Linked DNA regions of Homo sapiens: regions 2 and 3 are each linked to region 1. The links are chromatin contacts, found by Hi-C or POLR2A ChIA-PET in ENCODE. All regions are on one chromosome and are shown on one strand. The core of a region is the stretch at or near the end of the contact, and the rest is flanking DNA. Distances in the headings are between cores, read along the strand shown.

Region 1 (2,795 bases), core at 142-2,641:
CCAAATGTTTCTCAGGTGCACAGTTCCAGGGTAACAAAGCATGTTTTACTTCAGGTTCCTTTATTTTATGCATTGCCATAGCTGCATGGCAAAAGCATTTACTCCTTTTGTACTAAATCACTGTCTTCCTCCTCCCTTCCCAATCTTTAGTTTTTTAAACTATTCCTAAGATAATATAAGTATTTCATTTTGACTAAGTTTACTGGGATTGGGTCTGCCCAATTTTCAAATAACAAATACATAGTGGTTCAACATTCATGGCATTCATTCAGTAAGCATTGACTGAGCTGCTTTTATTTGCTAGATACCAAGCTAGGTGCTAGAGATATAAAAGTGAATAGGACCTGTAGTCCACAGTCTCTAAATGAGGCCATAAATGATCCATCCCCAGGGAAATGGTGAACTCAGAGAACCCCACAATGCAAATCAAGGTACAGCTTTTCCTGTCTGATGAACTGTTAAGGACTTAAGATAAGTTTCCTAGACAACTTGAACCAAAGCCAGCTTCCCAGGGTTTTGGGTTATCTTCTAAAGCTGATGTAGTCATAAATTTTCTATAGACTCCCAGCCCTTCCAGAGATTCCTCTGTTTTCCCATATCAATCCAATTACTCATGCCCAACTGTCTCTCATTCTATCTCTCTATCTCATTCTATCTCTCTGGACCTTTATTCTGGAGAGATCTCATTTTCTTGTAATGTGTACAAGTTGTGATTTGTTCACTACCCCATGCTCTCTGTCACTGACTCAAAATCTGAAATGAGATAATGTATGTAACAACAGCCTGCACTAGGCAGGCATGTGAATGTTACCTCTCTTCTCCCTTCTTCCCCAAAATGCCAATGCTGAAATTGCTTCTCTGTCAAATGGAGCACTCACATTTTGAGAGCTTGTTTTTATTTCTATTTCTTTCTCCCTCACCATCTTTGCCGAGACTGACAAATGTTCCAGTTAATGCCAAGCCCCCTTCCCTCAGATGTAAGAAAAAAGAGGCCTGAAAATTGTAACCAACTCATGAAAATAGTTCTCTGAGCAGATAAGTGAAAGTGAAACAACAAAAAGAAGTTGAATTTTTTCCTGCACTGTTTCACCTTTTGGTCATGACAAGACTTCTTCAATGATAATGGAATGTACACTTTGCTCTGTTTTTTCCTTGACAGCCCTTAATCAGTTTTCCCCTAGTTATCCAGCGCGTGGGTGGCTGGAGGGACTTCTCCCAAAGCTTCAAGATGAAATGACTTTCTGAGAGATGTATGAACCAAGACTCCAGCCCACTCAAAGTACAGATCCTAATGAGTCATTTCAATTTTAGGAAGCATATTAATCTAAAAGGTGCCTGAGCCAGAAAACAAAATTCTCTTGACTGTGAGAGTTAAAAATAGTTTTTGTTACAAGCAAAGGGGAAACTCCTCCTAGCATATAAATCATTCACCATTGCCACATGGAAGATGTCAACTTAGGCTGGTGTCTCTGGCTTTTGCCAGACACAGAGTTGTTTCAAAAATAATGGCATAAATTCCTATTGCCCAATTCCTCTGGGACCACTACATAAAGCATTTAATTCATATTCTGTCAAGTCATTGAGCAGTCAGCACTTACCAAAGAACTTAATACTGAATGTGATTGCTTCATTATGTGTAACTATCTTTAACTTGAGCAATAATGCTATGGGGTCACTTAGAACTTGACACAGAGTCGCAGATTGAAGGGGAGGTCTGCTGCCACAGACACCAGCTGACCTCCTGACAAAATGATTCACTTTTTCCTGGTAGTGGCACTCCAGATTCTCAGAAAATTCCTTTTACATTTGTTATACTTTTGTCTTTCAAGTTGTCTTCATTTACTAAAGTTCAGTGAAAGAAAATCACAGTATAGGAAAAACTAGGCCAGGCACGGTGGCTCACGCCTGTAATCCCAGCACTTTAGGAGGTGGAGGCGGGTGGATCACCCGAAGACAGGCGTTCGAGACAAGCCTGGCCAACATGGTGAAACCCCGTCTCTACTAAAAATACAAAAAGTAGCTGAGCGTGGTGGCATGCACCTGTAATCCCAGCTACTCGGGAGGCTGAGGCAGGAGAATCACTTGAACCTGGGAGGCAGAGGTTGCGGTGAGCCAAGACCGTGCCGTTGTACTCCAGCCTGGGCAACAAGAGCAAAACTCCATTTCAAAAAAAAAAAAAAGGAAAAACTATACTTCTGGTTGAAATCCCTTAAACTTATTGGACAGTGCATTGGTAATTCAGTATCATGTTTCTTAAAGAAAAAGAAAAACAAGATCTTTTAAGGCTGAATAATATCTCATTGTATATATACACCACATTTTCTTTATCCTTTCATTCATTAACAGACACTTACGTTGTTTCCATATCTTGGCTATTGTGCTTTGATGAACAAGAGAGTACAGATATCTCTTCAACATACTGATTTCATTTCCTTTGGGTATATACCCAGAAAAGGCATTTCTCGGTCATATGATAGTTTTATTTCTTACTTTTTTGAGGAAGTTTCATAACCTGCACTGATTGACATTTTTGTTTGTTTGTTTTTTGAGACAGAGTCTTACTCTCACTCAGGCTGGAGTGCAGTGGTGCAGTCATGGCTGACTGCAGCCTCGACCTCCTGGGCTCGAGCAATCCTCCCACCTCAACCTCTCAAGTAGCTGGGACTACAGGTGTGAACCACCATGCCTGGCTAGTTTTTAAATTTTTTTGTAGAGAGGGAATCTCACCATGTTGTTCAGGTTAGTCTTGAACTCCTGGACTCGCAATCCTCCTGCCTCGGCCTCCTAGAGTACTG
Region 2 (2,795 bases), core at 102-2,601, 750 kb before region 1:
GTCCAACCCTGATGTCACCACTTATAAGCTAAGTGACCACAGGAGTTACTTAAGTTCTGTCTGCCTCAATTTTCTCATCTGTAAATGGAGGTAATAACTGATTCAACCTCAAAATGTTGGTACCCGCCACTTGGGAAATTCCTAATAAATTACCTCACATGTTTTAAAATTTTGTAATTTTAGAAGTTCATGTTGTTCAAGTTAGAGGGTAAATTAGTCATAATGATTTGTCACATAAAGATTCAACAGTTATTTATTGCCTGCTATTTGCCAAAGACTGCAAGGCACTGTGAAGACAACAGTGAACTAAACAGATAAAAATCCCTGTCCTCATCTGGGTAGGGCTGGGGGAGGACAGGGCAGACATAAGCAAGTAAAACATGTAAGTTATTATTTGGTGAAAAGTATTAAAGAGAAAAAAGGACAGGCTTGTAGGGATTGAGGGCTAGGTGTGCAGGCTGCTATTTTAAATATAATAACATTACTTACCCCTTACACAATTTTGTTAATTATTAGTGAGATATTAAGTTTATGATTTTAATTAAAACCATGAATTAGTCTTTCCTAAGTCAACGAGGTTATCTGCTCACAAATTAAAAACATCTACACAAATTTTTGTAGCTATTTATATTTAATGAAAAAGTTTATCAGCATTTCTCACATACTTTCAATGAGAGCACTCTGACCACTTAAAGATCACAAGTAAGCATAAAGTGTCTCATTTTAGAAGTTCTATCGTAATGATAGAAGTACTATTTAAACTCATAGAAGATGAAGGAGTAGGAAACCATGCCTTCAGACTTAGCAAAGATCCTCATTTCTTTCTTCAATCACCTAGTCTGCATTTGCAAATATTGCAACATACATTTCAGACAAAGTTTTCAATTGTACCCTTTGATACAAAATTTCACAATGCAAAATGGTTGCAAAATTCCTCCAACATATAACAATACAATATTTACTTTACTCTCAAAGACTTGGCTTCGAAAGCAGGTTAGTGCAAACCACAGGCACCAGAACATTAATAGGAAAGAGTCTAGAGAGTGGACCTCAGTGCAGATCTGCAGTATCATCAAGAAAGCAGGCTTGTGTGCCCATTGCCTGCCTAGTGAGTGGGAAGTAAACTGCTTTGGGAGCTTCTTTCAAGATTCCTATTTAAAAGGTCATTATTAAGGAAAAGAGAGTCTGCCGTAGGAATTTTGAAGATATGCTATTGTATTAGTATGTTTTCATGCTGCTGATAAAGACATACCTGAAACCGGGAAGAAAAAGAGGTTTAATGGACTTACAGTTCCACGTGGCTGGGGAGACCTCACAATCATGGCGGAAGGCAAGGAGGACCAAGTCACATCTTACACGGATGGCAGCAGGCAAAAAGAGAGTTTGGGCAGGGAAACTCCCCCTTTTCAAAACCATCAGATCTCATGAGACTTATGCGCTATCATGAGAACAGCATGGGAAAGACCCGCCCCCATGATTCAATTACCTCCCACCAGGTGCCTCCCACAACACATGGGAATTCAAGATGAGATTTGGCTGTGCGGACACAGACAAACCATATCAGCTATTTAAATTTTTACATAATGTATCAAAGTTTAATTCCCTTGTTTTGAAATATACATGTAATTCAAAATGGTTCTGATTGCTTCTGCCTTTGACACAGAATCATAGCCATTTTGAAACAGACATGAGGCATGTTCTCTTAACTTAATGAGTATTTACTACTCACTGGAGAATGGTTTATAAGCATTATCTTGTTCCATTCTCTTAAGACTCAATAAAATAATTGTTAGCATATCCATTTACAGTTGAGAAAACTGAAGCACAAAGAGGTTTAAAAAGTTTCTCAGGTACACACAGATAGGAGGTAGCAGAATTGGAAATGAAACCTAAGTTTATGTGACCCTAAAGTTCATAACCTTAACCTTAATATTAAGCTGCTATTAGCCAGATGATGTTTTAAATGAGTCATTAGTATTCTTTTCTTTTTAGGAGGCTGGAATATCTCATTCGAATGGTCCTGCTCCTTTTAAGGAGGAAATTTATTTTATGTATAACTATGACTTCGAAGTTTAGAATAACCCCTACCACCACAAAAAATAAAAACAAAAACCAATGATCAAACACAGAGGAGAAACAATCCCCGAACTACAGGAAATTGCATTCTAAGGGTTGCTATAACTAAACATCTCTCGGTTTTGGAATGTGAATAAAGCTTTCAGGGGTAATGGCAATATTTTAAGTCTATTATTATCCATCGTAATAATAACACTTCTTAAATAAATATTTAATAATAAGCTTAGATTCCTAGAGTCACTGGCACATCTCTTGTTCTCTTCCTATAATCTGGTTTCTAATCTTTCTCTTCAATTTTTAACCTTCTACAGCTGCACTGTCCAGTAGGGTAGCCACTAGTCACATGTGGCAGCTAAGCATTTGACAGGTTGCTAGTACGAATTGGGACACCCTGTAAGTGTAAGCTATCTCAATTGTTAATATCGATTACATATTTAATGATATTTTGATACATTGGGTTAAATAAAATGTTTTTAATTTTATTTAATTTACATTGTATTAGGTTATTCCCAGAATACATGAGATCTACTGCCTATATTTCAAAGGAGTTACTAAAACAGAGATCTAAGACTGAGTAGGTCTTGGTTAGTATGCTAAGCTTTGGTTTTTGGGGAACTAAAATTGTCCCTATGAGCTCGAATTGGGGCTTTCTTATTTACCTAAAAACATATCATTAGGTCAATCAGTTTAATCAGGCTATTCTTCCCTGATCACTAGAA
Region 3 (2,795 bases), core at 165-2,664, 620 kb after region 1:
GGGAGATAGAGATGCGGTAGACTGGCCAATCACTGCCTCCCACCCCACACTCTCTGAGACTGTCTCCACCCAGAGCTCAAGCAGCTGTGTCTATACCAGGTGGCCACTCTCCTCATCCTCTACTCCCTTTCAAGCCAAGATGAACCCACCAAGAATCTGAACTAAAAAGCTTGAATCAGAAAGATGTAGGTAGGGCATCATCTGGCAAGGTCAGAGAAAGTCACAGCTGGAGCCAGGCCCCAAAGTAGTTCAAAAGCCAGAGGGTAGCTGGAGCAGATAAGCCTTGAGTGAGCACAGAACGTGGGGCTGCTGGGAGGAACAGGAAACTGGAGCACACTCATTGAGAGAGGCAACAACACGGGACCTTGAGGATCCAGGAGAGGCTGAGGGAACAGTTTCAGTCCTGACTTTCCAGTTCTGGGCCCATGTGGCCTGGTGAGACTTTGTTGCCTGTCCTTAATGAGACTCCCTGCTGTATCCCTACAGCAAACTTGCCTTTATTTCAGCTAGCTTCTGAGGGTTTCCTTTTCTGTAACTCAGCAATATGTAATAGATAGGCCTGATCCTCAGCCTTTATGGACAAGACCGCTGAAGACGGCGAAGCCACACTGTTGGCTAGTTCTAGAACCCAATTTGCCTTGTTCTTAGTTTTGTTCTATTACCCAGTCTATGTTGTTTTTTTTTTTAAATTTGAGACGGAGTCTCACTCTGTCATCCAGGCTGGAGAGCGGTGACACAATCTCAGCTCAGTGCAACCTCCACCTACCGGGTTCAAGCGATTTTCCTGCCTCAGCCTCCCAAGTAGCTGGGTCTACAGAAGCGTACCACCTCACCCCACTAATTATTGTATTTTTAGTAGAGGCGGGGTTTCACTATATTGGCCAGGCTGGTGTTGAACTCCTGACCTCAAGTAATCTGCCCACCTCGCACTCTATGTATTATTGAGCACTGAAAAAGTTAGATCTCAAAATAGTAAGCAATATTCCAGCATTGGTTTTGCTTATCATGAAAACTGTAAGTTAAACCAAGTTTGTTCCCACATAAAAACACACCTGATACAAATGCTTGCTTTCTGTCGGTTCACCTCTACCAAGGAATTGCAATTCCAACTAAACATAAAGAAGAGTGGCCTAAAAATAATTTGCATTCACAAGATATAGAAATTACTCATTTCTCGGTAAGTCCTGGCCCAGTATGTATATCCCATTTCCTCCCTTAAACTGTATCTTGCACCGGACTATTCACAGACACAATTTTTTAAAATTTAGTTTAATATCTGTCAAGTTCACTTTTATTACAAATATTACCCTTAGATGCATTTTCAAGCCTTTAAGGAAGAGATGTGGCAGTGGAACAGATACAAGAACTACTGAGTGTGTCATAAGGGGCGGTTGCCACCACTTCCTGTGCATGTCCTCTGAGTGACAGTGAAGAGGATGTGTGTGGGTAATGGCTCCCCGTATACCTGGGGGGCTATGTCACATGCAAGACAGAACACTGACAGGAACACCCCAATTGGAGTGGGTACTAATGTGAGCCAGGGCGCTTTTATCTTTCTTGAATGTTAATAAGGAAAGCAAGCTCAGAGGATGGTTTTGAACACTGAGGAAGAAGCACTGGCTTAGCTTCCTACATTGTGATGTTAATAGGTTTGGAAACTGGTTGTTTGGTAAGTTGCATCTGAAAGGTTCACCAGGTCCCAGGAAGTCTCTAGTGACCTAGAATTCAAGGTTGGATAGTTTCTGAACTCCTAAATATTGTGAACTGGCTAAAGGCAAGCTCTCTGAGTTAACCTAGGATTTTCTCTAGCATTCCACCCGTTAAGCAGAAGGTTTAGCACATGGAGAAGGAACAGAAATCAAGTATGCCTACAGAATGTGTAAGTTTGTTAGAATTAAAATTTGTCAACCAAGAATAAATGTTTAATGTTTTGGTATACCTTCAAAAAAGTTTAAAATTTGCATTAAGCCACAGAGTTAAAGATATCAGAATAATATGTTTGTTTTGCTCATATTTCTATAAGACACCAAAAATTACAATAAAATTCCTATTATACATTTTAGAATACTACATATGCACTGAAGATTAATCTTTTACAGTATCAGAAAATTCCATTATCTCATATAGTTACAATAGAATTTAAATTCTGGTTTAGCCCTCTCACAGATAAAATTAAGTATAGTTTTTATTGTGTTTAGATAATTTTACATTATTAAAATGTTTTCAAGAAGTACACTGGGACTGAAATCAAAATATTTTGGCAACTTGATTCAGAATTAAAGGTTTTTTGTTTGTTTGTTTGTGAGACAGGGTCTTACTCTGTCACCCAGGCTGGAGTGCAGTGGCATGATCTTGGCTCACTGCAACCTCCGCCTCCCAGGTTCAAGTGATTCTCCTGCCTCAGCCTCCCGAGTAGCTGGGATTACAGGCGCCTACCACCACACCCAGCTAATTTTTGTATTTTTAGTAGAGACGGGGTTTCACCATGTTGGCCAGACTGGTCTTGAACTCCTTACCTCAAGTGATCCACCCACCTCAGCTTCCCAAACTGCAGGGATTACAGGTGTGAGCCACCGCACCCGGCCAAAGGTTATTTTTTACACCTCTCTTTATTGAACAGAAATGTGACCTGTGAGACTGTTCATATTCCCCCAAGACAATCCATGTGCTTCCTTGATACACACATTAAAGACCATACAAGAGAAAGTTTTAGTCATCATGAAATCACGTCTATAACAAAAGTAGGACACAGCAGGATAAAACATGACCTCAGGACATCAAAACACTTTCCAGCT

Evidence for each region. A loop is a pair of places that touch in the nucleus more often than their neighbours do. ChIA-PET counts read pairs that join two places held with the same protein, here RNA polymerase II (POLR2A). Pooled maps may share reads with other maps.
Region 2: a loop to region 1 is called in a map with no recorded cell type, with 8 times the contacts of the local background. The contact joins two enhancer-like sites. A Hi-C loop is called at or near these places in 1 of 37 single-sample maps with no recorded cell type. POLR2A ChIA-PET finds 5 or more read pairs at or near these places in 1 of 52 experiments (HCT116).
Region 3: a pooled map shows a loop between it and region 1 (5-fold over the local background). The contact joins two enhancer-like sites. A Hi-C loop is called at or near these places in 1 of 37 single-sample maps with no recorded cell type and 2 of 50 pooled maps. POLR2A ChIA-PET finds 5 or more read pairs at or near these places in 1 of 52 experiments (Panc1).

What each region holds. Positions count from the first base shown.
Region 1 is chr6:118,186,385-118,189,179 of GRCh38, forward strand. All of the region lies in intron 2 of SLC35F1 (solute carrier family 35 member F1), which reads left to right. Among named protein-coding and RNA genes, the nearest start is that of SLC35F1, 280 kb to the left of the region's middle. RefSeq lists a silencer at 1,766-1,979. Within about 2 kb of position 1,392, at least 5 of the 41 ENCODE cell types and tissues checked have a DNase peak (open chromatin) inside an H3K27ac peak, as active enhancers do.
Region 2 is chr6:117,441,145-117,443,939 of GRCh38, forward strand. No RefSeq gene overlaps it. Among named protein-coding and RNA genes, the nearest start is that of ROS1, 17 kb to the left of the region's middle. Within about 2 kb of position 1,352, at least 3 of the 41 ENCODE cell types and tissues checked have a DNase peak (open chromatin) inside an H3K27ac peak, as active enhancers do.
Region 3 is chr6:118,809,182-118,811,976 of GRCh38, forward strand. No RefSeq gene overlaps it. Among named protein-coding and RNA genes, the nearest start is that of ASF1A, 84 kb to the right of the region's middle. Within about 2 kb of position 1,415, at least 7 of the 41 ENCODE cell types and tissues checked have a DNase peak (open chromatin) inside an H3K27ac peak, as active enhancers do.